Linked DNA regions of Homo sapiens: region 1 is linked to region 2. The links are chromatin contacts, found by Hi-C or POLR2A ChIA-PET in ENCODE. All regions are on one chromosome and are shown on one strand. The core of a region is the stretch at or near the end of the contact, and the rest is flanking DNA. Distances in the headings are between cores, read along the strand shown.

What was found. A loop is a pair of places that touch in the nucleus more often than their neighbours do. ChIA-PET counts read pairs that join two places held with the same protein, here RNA polymerase II (POLR2A). Pooled maps may share reads with other maps.
Region 1: a pooled map shows a loop between it and region 2 (2.0-fold over the local background). The contact joins the promoter of PER1 here to the enhancer-like site in region 2. A Hi-C loop is called at or near these places in 3 of 168 maps with a recorded cell type or tissue (GM12878, chondrocyte and mammary epithelial cell), 7 of 37 single-sample maps with no recorded cell type and 14 of 50 pooled maps. POLR2A ChIA-PET finds 5 or more read pairs at or near these places in 7 of 52 experiments (BJ, HEK293T, MCF 10A and 3 more).

Annotation. Positions count from the first base shown.
Region 1 is chr17:8,150,575-8,154,539 of GRCh38, reverse strand. It overlaps PER1 (period circadian regulator 1), which reads left to right and starts at 2,136. Exons shown (of 23, transcript NM_002616.3): 1 at 2,136-2,203; 2 at 3,695-3,965. The coding sequence starts at 3,834. RefSeq lists enhancers at 92-231, 1-263, 1,895-2,189, 3,403-3,512 and a silencer at 3,143-3,242.
Region 2 is chr17:8,055,036-8,059,287 of GRCh38, reverse strand. No RefSeq gene overlaps it. Among named protein-coding and RNA genes, the nearest start is that of ALOX15B, 18 kb to the right of the region's middle. RefSeq lists enhancers at 1,541-1,610, 1,094-1,611. Within about 2 kb of position 2,732, at least 12 of the 41 ENCODE cell types and tissues checked have a DNase peak (open chromatin) inside an H3K27ac peak, as active enhancers do.

The DNA.
Region 1 (3,965 bases), core at 887-3,386, 96 kb before region 2:
GGACGGCTGTCGTTTTGTTGGGGGAGGCGCCCAGGCTGGGTGCATGTCCTGGGCCACCAGCCAAGAGAACATGATGTTCCCAAGTGCGCTGGCCGCCGCCCTCTCGGGCTGGCCGCCTCCCAAACCGCTGCCTCTCCAGTCTCTCCAGCCTCCCTGCCCCACATTCCGAGGCAGCTTCGCCCCGCCCCCTTCTTCCGCTTTGACGTCACTGCTGTCTCCCGCCCCCTCGCCTCCATTGACGGCAGCAGGGCCTGGTTACTGTGGGGACGGTGAAGCAGGACAACAAGAGTCTTGGGAGCAAGCGGGGGCTGCTGGAGGGCTGGAGCCTTTTGTCTATGCAAAAGACAGGGAGATGGAGGCGGGAGATCAAGGACTGCCTGGGTTAGGGGAGATCACACCTAAATCCCTGAAGGGGGAGAAAAACCATGTTTCCAGGGAAGAGGTATCTGCAAACGAGATAAGGCCAAAGCCACAGTATGAGTTGGGGTGGAGAGGATCATTTTCAGGGAGAGGAGACTGAGAATCCAAGCTCCTGAATCTTTTTTTTTTTTTTTAATAGAGACGGGGTTTCTCCATGTTGGTCAGGCTGGTCTCGAACTCGCTACCTCAGGTGATCCGCCTGCCTGGGCCTCCCAAAGTGCTGGGATTACAGGCCACCGCGCCCGGCCTCCAGGCTCCTGAATCTTTTGTTTTCCTGTTTCGATTTTTCTGGGTTAATTTATAACACGATCTTGTCTCAGCTTTTCCACAGAGCCCTCCCCTTCACCCTTCCCTCATTGTTCAGGAAAGCTTAGGCCACGTGACAGTGAGGGGAGTGCCCCCACAATGATTATGTCAGCAGCTGCTTGGAGGCCTGTTCATCTACTACCCACGTTTCCAGGGAGCCCTGCGAGGAACTACTCATCACGGTCCTGGATGGAGGGGGCTGTGTAACTGCAGCTCTCCTGAGCCCAGACTAACATTTTATTGCCTGCAAATCGTGCCCCTGTTCTCTTTCTAGGACTACTCATCTCTTTTAGAGAATCAGAATTCCCAGCCCCCTTTCTCCTGTTGACACTCTTTTCCCACCTCCCCAACCTATCCTTGTTTAAAAAAAAAAAAATCATGTTTATCGATCACTTGCCATGTGTCAGGTCCTGTCCTGGGCTCTGGAGACTACAGTGAATGAGACAGATGACGTTCCGTCTGGGCCCCTGGAGTTTGGCTTTCTCTTTTCCAAGCAGTGGAAATATGAAGCCCTTGCCACCCCACATTTCTCTGTCTAGGGCCCCAGCTGGCCTCTTCTCTGGGCCATCCCCTTGGTCCCTCTGTAGTCCTGGCTTCCTGGCCCCCACTTTTGGGGCAGCTTTAACTGTGGGTGGCTGCGTCCTCTGGAGGAAAGTACTAGACACCACGTAGGCTGCCCGGAGACCTTGTCTCTGAGTGGCCATAGAAGCACCTGCCATTGTTTCCCTTCACAGCCACTATTGGCTCTGGTTGCCCCTTCCATTGTCCGCATCCTTCCTCCACCCACTCACCCACCGGTCACACGTGGACCCTTAACTGTCCTCTCCCAGGATTTGAAGTGTCAGAGGAAGTGCTTCGGTTAAAGGGCTTCATTATGTAGAACGAAGGTTGGGAGGGAACAAGGTTGGGAAAGGAACCCAGGAGAGGCCCAGGCAGGTTTCTGTCTCTCCCCTCCTCTCAAGGACCACCCATCTCATCCAGCGTGGCCTAACTTGCAGCGCCATTCCTTTTCCTCACCCTTGGAAAGGCGAAGATGCCAAGATGTTGTGTTCTGCAAGGCTAGTGCGTTCAGGAAGTAGACAAGTCTTGAGCACCTACCCCGGGCCGGGCTTTTTCCCTAAAGAGGCGCAGCGTATCTCCCTCTCTCCTCCCTTCCATTATTCAATGTGCAAGCGTCCTGCGCCCATTGGCTGGGCGGTGTCTGGGGCTCTTCAGCCCAGCACCAGCACCCAGGTCCACGTGCGCCCGTGTGTGTGACACAGCCCTGACCTTAGTGGAGACCACTAGCCAATCAGGCGCCGGGAAGAGATCCCCAGCCAATCGGGGGCGGGGCCTGCGGCTCCGTCGGCAAGAGGCCAATGAGGGGGCAGTGCCCGGCATTATGCAACCCGCCTCCCCGCCCGCCCGGTGGAGCTTCCACTCGGCTGCGGGCTGGAGCGGCGGCGGGCAGGCGTGCGGAGGACACTCCTGCGACCAGGTAGGCATCTCTGCGGCCATCCTGGGGCCGATCTCCGTCCCTGAGCCGGACCGCTGCCACTTCCAATCTGATGGGCTACTTTCGGCCCAGGCAGAGGGCACACTGTCGTCCTTACCGCTACCCACCCTCTCCCTGCCCCCAAGGACCGAAGTCCTCCTCGAAATCTTGCACCGGGAGTCTGCACTCCTGACCCACTCATCTTACCTCCAGCTTGTCCCCACCTCCCCGTCCCAGCTTTCCCGGCCCCACAGCCGACTCTCAGCGGGCATGCCCCGGTCTTCTTGCTCGTTACTCGAGGGGCCCCAGGTTTGCCCCGGTACCAGGACCCTATTAGGCTTTCAGCGCTCCCCGTGTCTCTGTTCTCCAGTCCCTGGCCCTGCGCCGCCTGTGATGTCAGCCCACTTCGGACTAGAACATCCCGTTCCCAGCGCTGGTTCCTGCTGTTGGCCACAACCTTCCCTTTTCCCCTGGCGCTCAGAAAATGCTCAGTAGTAGGGGTGTGGTTGGACGGGGAGTAGGGGAAGAAAGATCTGTTGGCTGTTGTGTGTCTTCTGCCCAAGGCTTGGGGTTGGTGGGGGGGTCTGGCCAGAAAAGTAGGGGACTGAAGAGAGAGGATCCTCGGGTCCTTGACGATGGCAGGTTGCCGGCTTCGGTCCTTGTGGTGGGGAAGCAGCGCAGGGGCTAAAGAAGGAAAGGTTGTGTTGTCTTGACCAGAATGACTGGGATCCAGGCGAGAGTCAGGTTGAGGGGCTTTTGCGCCGAGGGCAGTGGCCGTTGTGCTTCGTCCTGGGGAAGCCAGGACCAACCCTGGGATCCTAATAGGCCGTCCCACTTCTTACGGCCACCGAGCCATCCTGGGACTGGGGATATGTAAGGGATGCGTGACCCCCCCGGCCGCGCCCACCAGTGTGAGAGTGGGCCGTTCCCCCACTTCCGCCGGGAAATGGGGGAGGGGTCGCTCCTCCCGCCCTCCTGTGGTCCCTCCAGCAACCGCTGAGCTCAGCAGCTGACGTCGGTTTCCCTGGCGACCGTGGCGGCGGCGGAAGCGCGTGGTGGGGCCGCGCACGTCGGCGCGCATGTGCAGCGGGGGTGGCACCGCCCCCGGATAAAATTAGCCTGGAGGCCTAAATATAGGAGGCGACCAGCTCACCTCCTGCTCCGAGGCCTTGGAGGCCCAGGCAGAGTGGACACCTAATGGGAACTTGGGAATGGGAAGTGTCCAGGTTTTTGTCTACAGCCGTGGTTCTCATTGACTGCTCAGGCCATGGTGGCAGGGGATGTGAAGGAAGGCCCCGGAGAACCTTCTCCCGCTGGCAGTCCCCCTAAGGGTACAGGAGACATCCTGACTCCCCATTGGAAGCCCCAGGCCTGGGTTCCACTCCCATCAGTCCTGCAGGAGGCCAGGCAGGGGGAAGGTCTGAGTGAAGCCAGCAGGTGCTCTGGAGTTAAACCAGCTTTCTGCAAGCCCTGCTTCCTGGTCTCCCTCTCCAGGTACTGGCTGTGATCGAACTTCTCAACCCTCAGAGACTTAGATCTTCCACCTCACTCCCTCAGCCAAGCCTCCAGGCCCCCTCGTGCATCCGTGGTGGCCTCTCTGCCTTCTCTGTTCTGTTCTCCCCATGGCCCAGACATGAGTGGCCCCCTAGAAGGGGCTGATGGGGGAGGGGACCCCAGGCCTGGGGAATCATTTTGTCCTGGGGGCGTCCCATCCCCTGGGCCCCCACAGCACCGGCCTTGCCCAGGCCCCAGCCTGGCCGATGAC
Region 2 (4,252 bases), core at 1,483-3,982:
TGAGGGACCAACTGCTGGAGTGAGAATGCCCCCGTTTGGAGCGGGGCCTGAGGCTGGCCCCTCTTCCTGTTTCCCGACTGCGGTTGTAACGGTTGGCCATTTTTGTCAAATTTGAAGTGACACTGATTAGCCCAATGTTTACCCTTCTGGCACCTGGGACATAAGCCAGGTGGTTCTTTTATTTGATTATATCTTGCCTGTTTGTTCGATTTGTTCTTACGTTCCTTTTTTGTGTGTCCAAATTGCCCACAATTGTAACAATTGCCTGAAAAGTTTTTAATTGGACCTCCCACTTTTAACTCTGTCGTGGCTTGAACCATTATCATAGCCTTATGCATGATTCCACCAACTCCATTACATGCCCTGATATATTCATTAATCACATCAACTCCCACCGGAACCTTTCCTTTCACTGGGTGAATAGCTGACTGGCATTCAGGGTTAGTATTCTCACAAGCCAATAATTCTACAATCACCTTCCTGGCACTTTCTTTCTTTCTTTCTTTTTTTTTTTTTTTTTTTGAGGCGGAGTTTCGCTCTTGTTACCCAGGCTGGAGTGCAGTGGCGTGATCTCGGCTCACCGCAACCTCCGCCTCCTGGGTTCAAGCAATTCTCCTGCCTCAGCCTCCTGAGTAGCTGGGATTACAGACATGTGCCATCACGCCCGGCTAATTTTTATATTTTTAGTAGAGACGGGGTTTCTCCATGTTGGTCAGGCTGGTCTCCAACTCCCGACCTCAGGTGATCCGCCCACCTCGGCCTCCCAAAGTGCTGGGATTACAGGCATGAGCCACCGCACCCGGCCTTCCTGGCACTTTCATCAGTGAGAGCCTTCTGTGCTGCGTCTTGAAGGCGAGCAATGAAATCAGGATATGGTTCCTTTGAGCCTTGTCTAATAGAATTAAAAGACTGATAAGTAGTTCCCAGATCCTGAATTTTCTCCCATGCCCTCAAACAGCAATTGCGAATTTGTTCAATGGCATCATCTCGAAGTCCTGATGGTTGTTTACAGTTCCCCATTGACCCCCTATTCCTAGAAGTTGTTCAAATGTAATGGCAATAGCAGGATTAGCAGCACGGTTTTTTCGATCTTGATTTTGAGCCTCGTCGGTCCACCAAGTCTTAAACTGAAGAAATTGGGAGGGCGAAAGTGTAACTTTCGTTAAAATCTCCCAATCACACGGAGTCAATAGCTTATTCTGAGCCACAGATTGCAATAGCGATCGGATGAAAGGCGAATTGGGACCATACTGACCAACAGCTGCTTTAAGATCTTTGAGCAGCTTAAAAGAAAATGGTTCCCATACCGCTTGATGGGCTCCACCTTGCTGTCGTGGGGGTTGCAAAACTACTGCAAACTGCCAGGCATCAAGATCTCCGGCTAATCTAGCCTGCCGAATAGTAAACTGTAATGGCGATTCATTAACATTAGATGGCAGTGCAGCCTTATGTTGTACTGGTGCTACACCATGCGCTCGTGGTTCCTGAGGCCACAATTCATTCATTCGTGAAACAGGGCAAATTTGAGATTCAGACCTCCAAGGCTCCAAGCTACATTGCTTTATTGGAGGCGGCCACTCCGGATGATCCCAATGAGGAGCCGACTGCTCCTCAAGGCCCTTCTTTGTTTTAAACATCTTGGCATATATGGCTTCTCTATTTTAGGAGCAGCTGAAGGTCCCACGTGCTCCTCAAAAGAAATTAACTCATCTCCAGGTTTGTCTGTATTTTCCTCAAAATCTTCTTCACTATCCTCTCCTCCTTCAGCAGCATCACCACCTTCCTCTGCAGAAATTCTTTCTGCTGGAGGATAAGCCTCATTTTCCGATTGAAACGGTTCCGAGGCTGCTTTAACTATAGCCCAGTTTGACCAGGCTGTTAGGGGGATAAATTTTCCTTCCTTACAAACTTGTTTTAAGGCAATTCCCACCTGTTCCCAATCTTTGAAGTCCATGGTACCATGTTCAGGAAACCAAGGACGATATTGCTCTACTGTTGGAAACAGAGTAATCAAATTTTCTGTGCTAGCCTTAATTCCTGCCCTCTTTAAGAGGAGCTTAATAAAATGTAAATATGCAGAATGTTTACTTTTGGATTGTCCCATGGTGTCCCTGGAATGCTCCGAGTGCACAAGCTTACCGCAAGGCCGACCACACGTTCTCGGGAGTTCCTGGACAGACCGTTCTTCACAACGACCACGCTCAGGTGTAACTTCACCTGGGTTCAAGGAGACCGTGTTGGGTGCCAAAGATGTAGGGGAACCTGCCTGATACACCACCCGCAGGCTCTCCCCTTCCCGGTGGAGACGAGGGAATGAGAAAAGAAATAAAGACAAAGACACAAAGTTTAAGAGTTAACAAAAGTGGGTCCAAGGATCCATCGCAACGTGGAGATTGCAAAGGCCAGGAGCTCTGGGTTCCACTGATATTTATTGAGTACAGTTCCTTTGATCCTATAGGCTGAGGGTGGGCTGATGGTGAGGTGATCATTGGGTGAGCATAGGGAGAGGTGGCGGAGCCTGCTGTGTCGGTCATTAGCCAGTTAATACTATTTACTGTTCCACTACGTAAGCTAATACTCTATGTTTAACTTACAGATAATCATCAGAGTCCAACTAAGCGGCTAATAGAACAGAACAGGACGTGAAAGCAAACAGCCCTTCAAACCCACAGGCCTGTACATCAAAGGAGTGGTCAACGCCTGAGCACCGTCAGCAGAGCAGCTGCTTTGCCTCTGGGAACATGCGGGAGATAGGAGGCTTCCTCCTTAACCCTACTGCAGAGGACTTCTCCTCTTTTACCAGCAGCCTCCTGCAGTACCCTCCCGGGTAATGGAGCAGGGGTCGCTTCCCTTCCCATGAGACCTTTGTTCAGGCACTCAAGTGGAAGGTTGAGCAATAAGCCAACTTTCTTGCTCAGAGGCTCCGCAGACTTCCTGTGGTTGTTTGTTCCACTCTGTGGTCAGTCAAGCAAGCTCACCGCCTGATTCTCTTATTGTTGTACTAAGCACAAGCTATTATACTTATGATTCATAATCATATTAGTAAAGCACTATTCTAAAGCATATACTATTAATCTTTAAATGGGCACAGTGTAGGCTGGTCCTCAACCACCTGGGCCCACATCCAAGCCCCCTATTTCAACCCACACATCCCTCTCCATTTCTGCCACTTTTGTCTCTGTCCCAGGCTTCAGCACCTTCTTAGGTCAGTGGGGGATGCGGGTGGGGACAGAAGAGTCTGTTTCTCATTCCCTGGGGTAGTGAGCAAAGGCACCCCTGGGATGTCCAACATGGATGGGGGTGCGGTGAGGGGAAGGCGGGCACAAAGATAAAGAGGAGGCTGGAAGAGGACCTGGCAGAGAGAAGAAGGGATTGGGGTTCTAGGCACTGTTCTGGGGTGGCACAAGCAGCTCTCCCTCCACCCTGGGAGGGATTTCAAACAAATTAAAAACATGGTTCATACAAATTAGAATGTTCACAAGTCAAATATTTTATTCGACTCAGCCAGATGGTCATGCTGGTTTCAAGAACAATTGAGGAGCCGGGCACTTACAGGCAATTTAATAAAGGAATGTTAGGACACGATTGTTGGGTTAGATATGAAACTAGTCAACATTCTACAGAGCAATGAACTATAATCTCCAGTTTATTTGCTTTTAAAAAAAGGAACAAATCATTTACATGAACTTCACATAAATCGAGGCCTTTATTAATAACACACAGAAAAGTCAAACAGTGGTATGCCGTGCTAGAAAATAAAGCATCCCTCCCAGCACTTTGGGAGGCCGAGGTGGGAGGATCACTTGAGGTCAGGAGTTCGAGATCAGCCTGGTCAATATGGCGAAACCCCGTCTCCACTAAAAATACAAAAATTAGCCGGGTGTGGTGGTGGGTGCCTGTAATCCCAGCTATTTGGAAGGCTGAGGCAGGAGAATCTCTTGAACCCGGGACGCGGAGGTTGCAGTGAGCTGAGATGGCACCATTGCACTCCAGTCTGGGTGACACAGTGAGACTCTGTCTCAAAAACCAGAAACCACCCCCCCAAAAAAAAGAAAGAAGGAAAACCAAAAATTAAAGAAAAGAAAACATCTTTAAAAGGACAGGCAGTTGTCCTCTTGATTCTATTCATCAGTTTTGGATAATTTTTCTTAACAAGGCTGTTCCCTGTGAGTACCTCAAGCAATCAAATAGATCTCCTTTTCAGGGTTTCACCTCTCTCTCTTTCTCTCTCTCTCTCTCTCTTAGTTTAAGG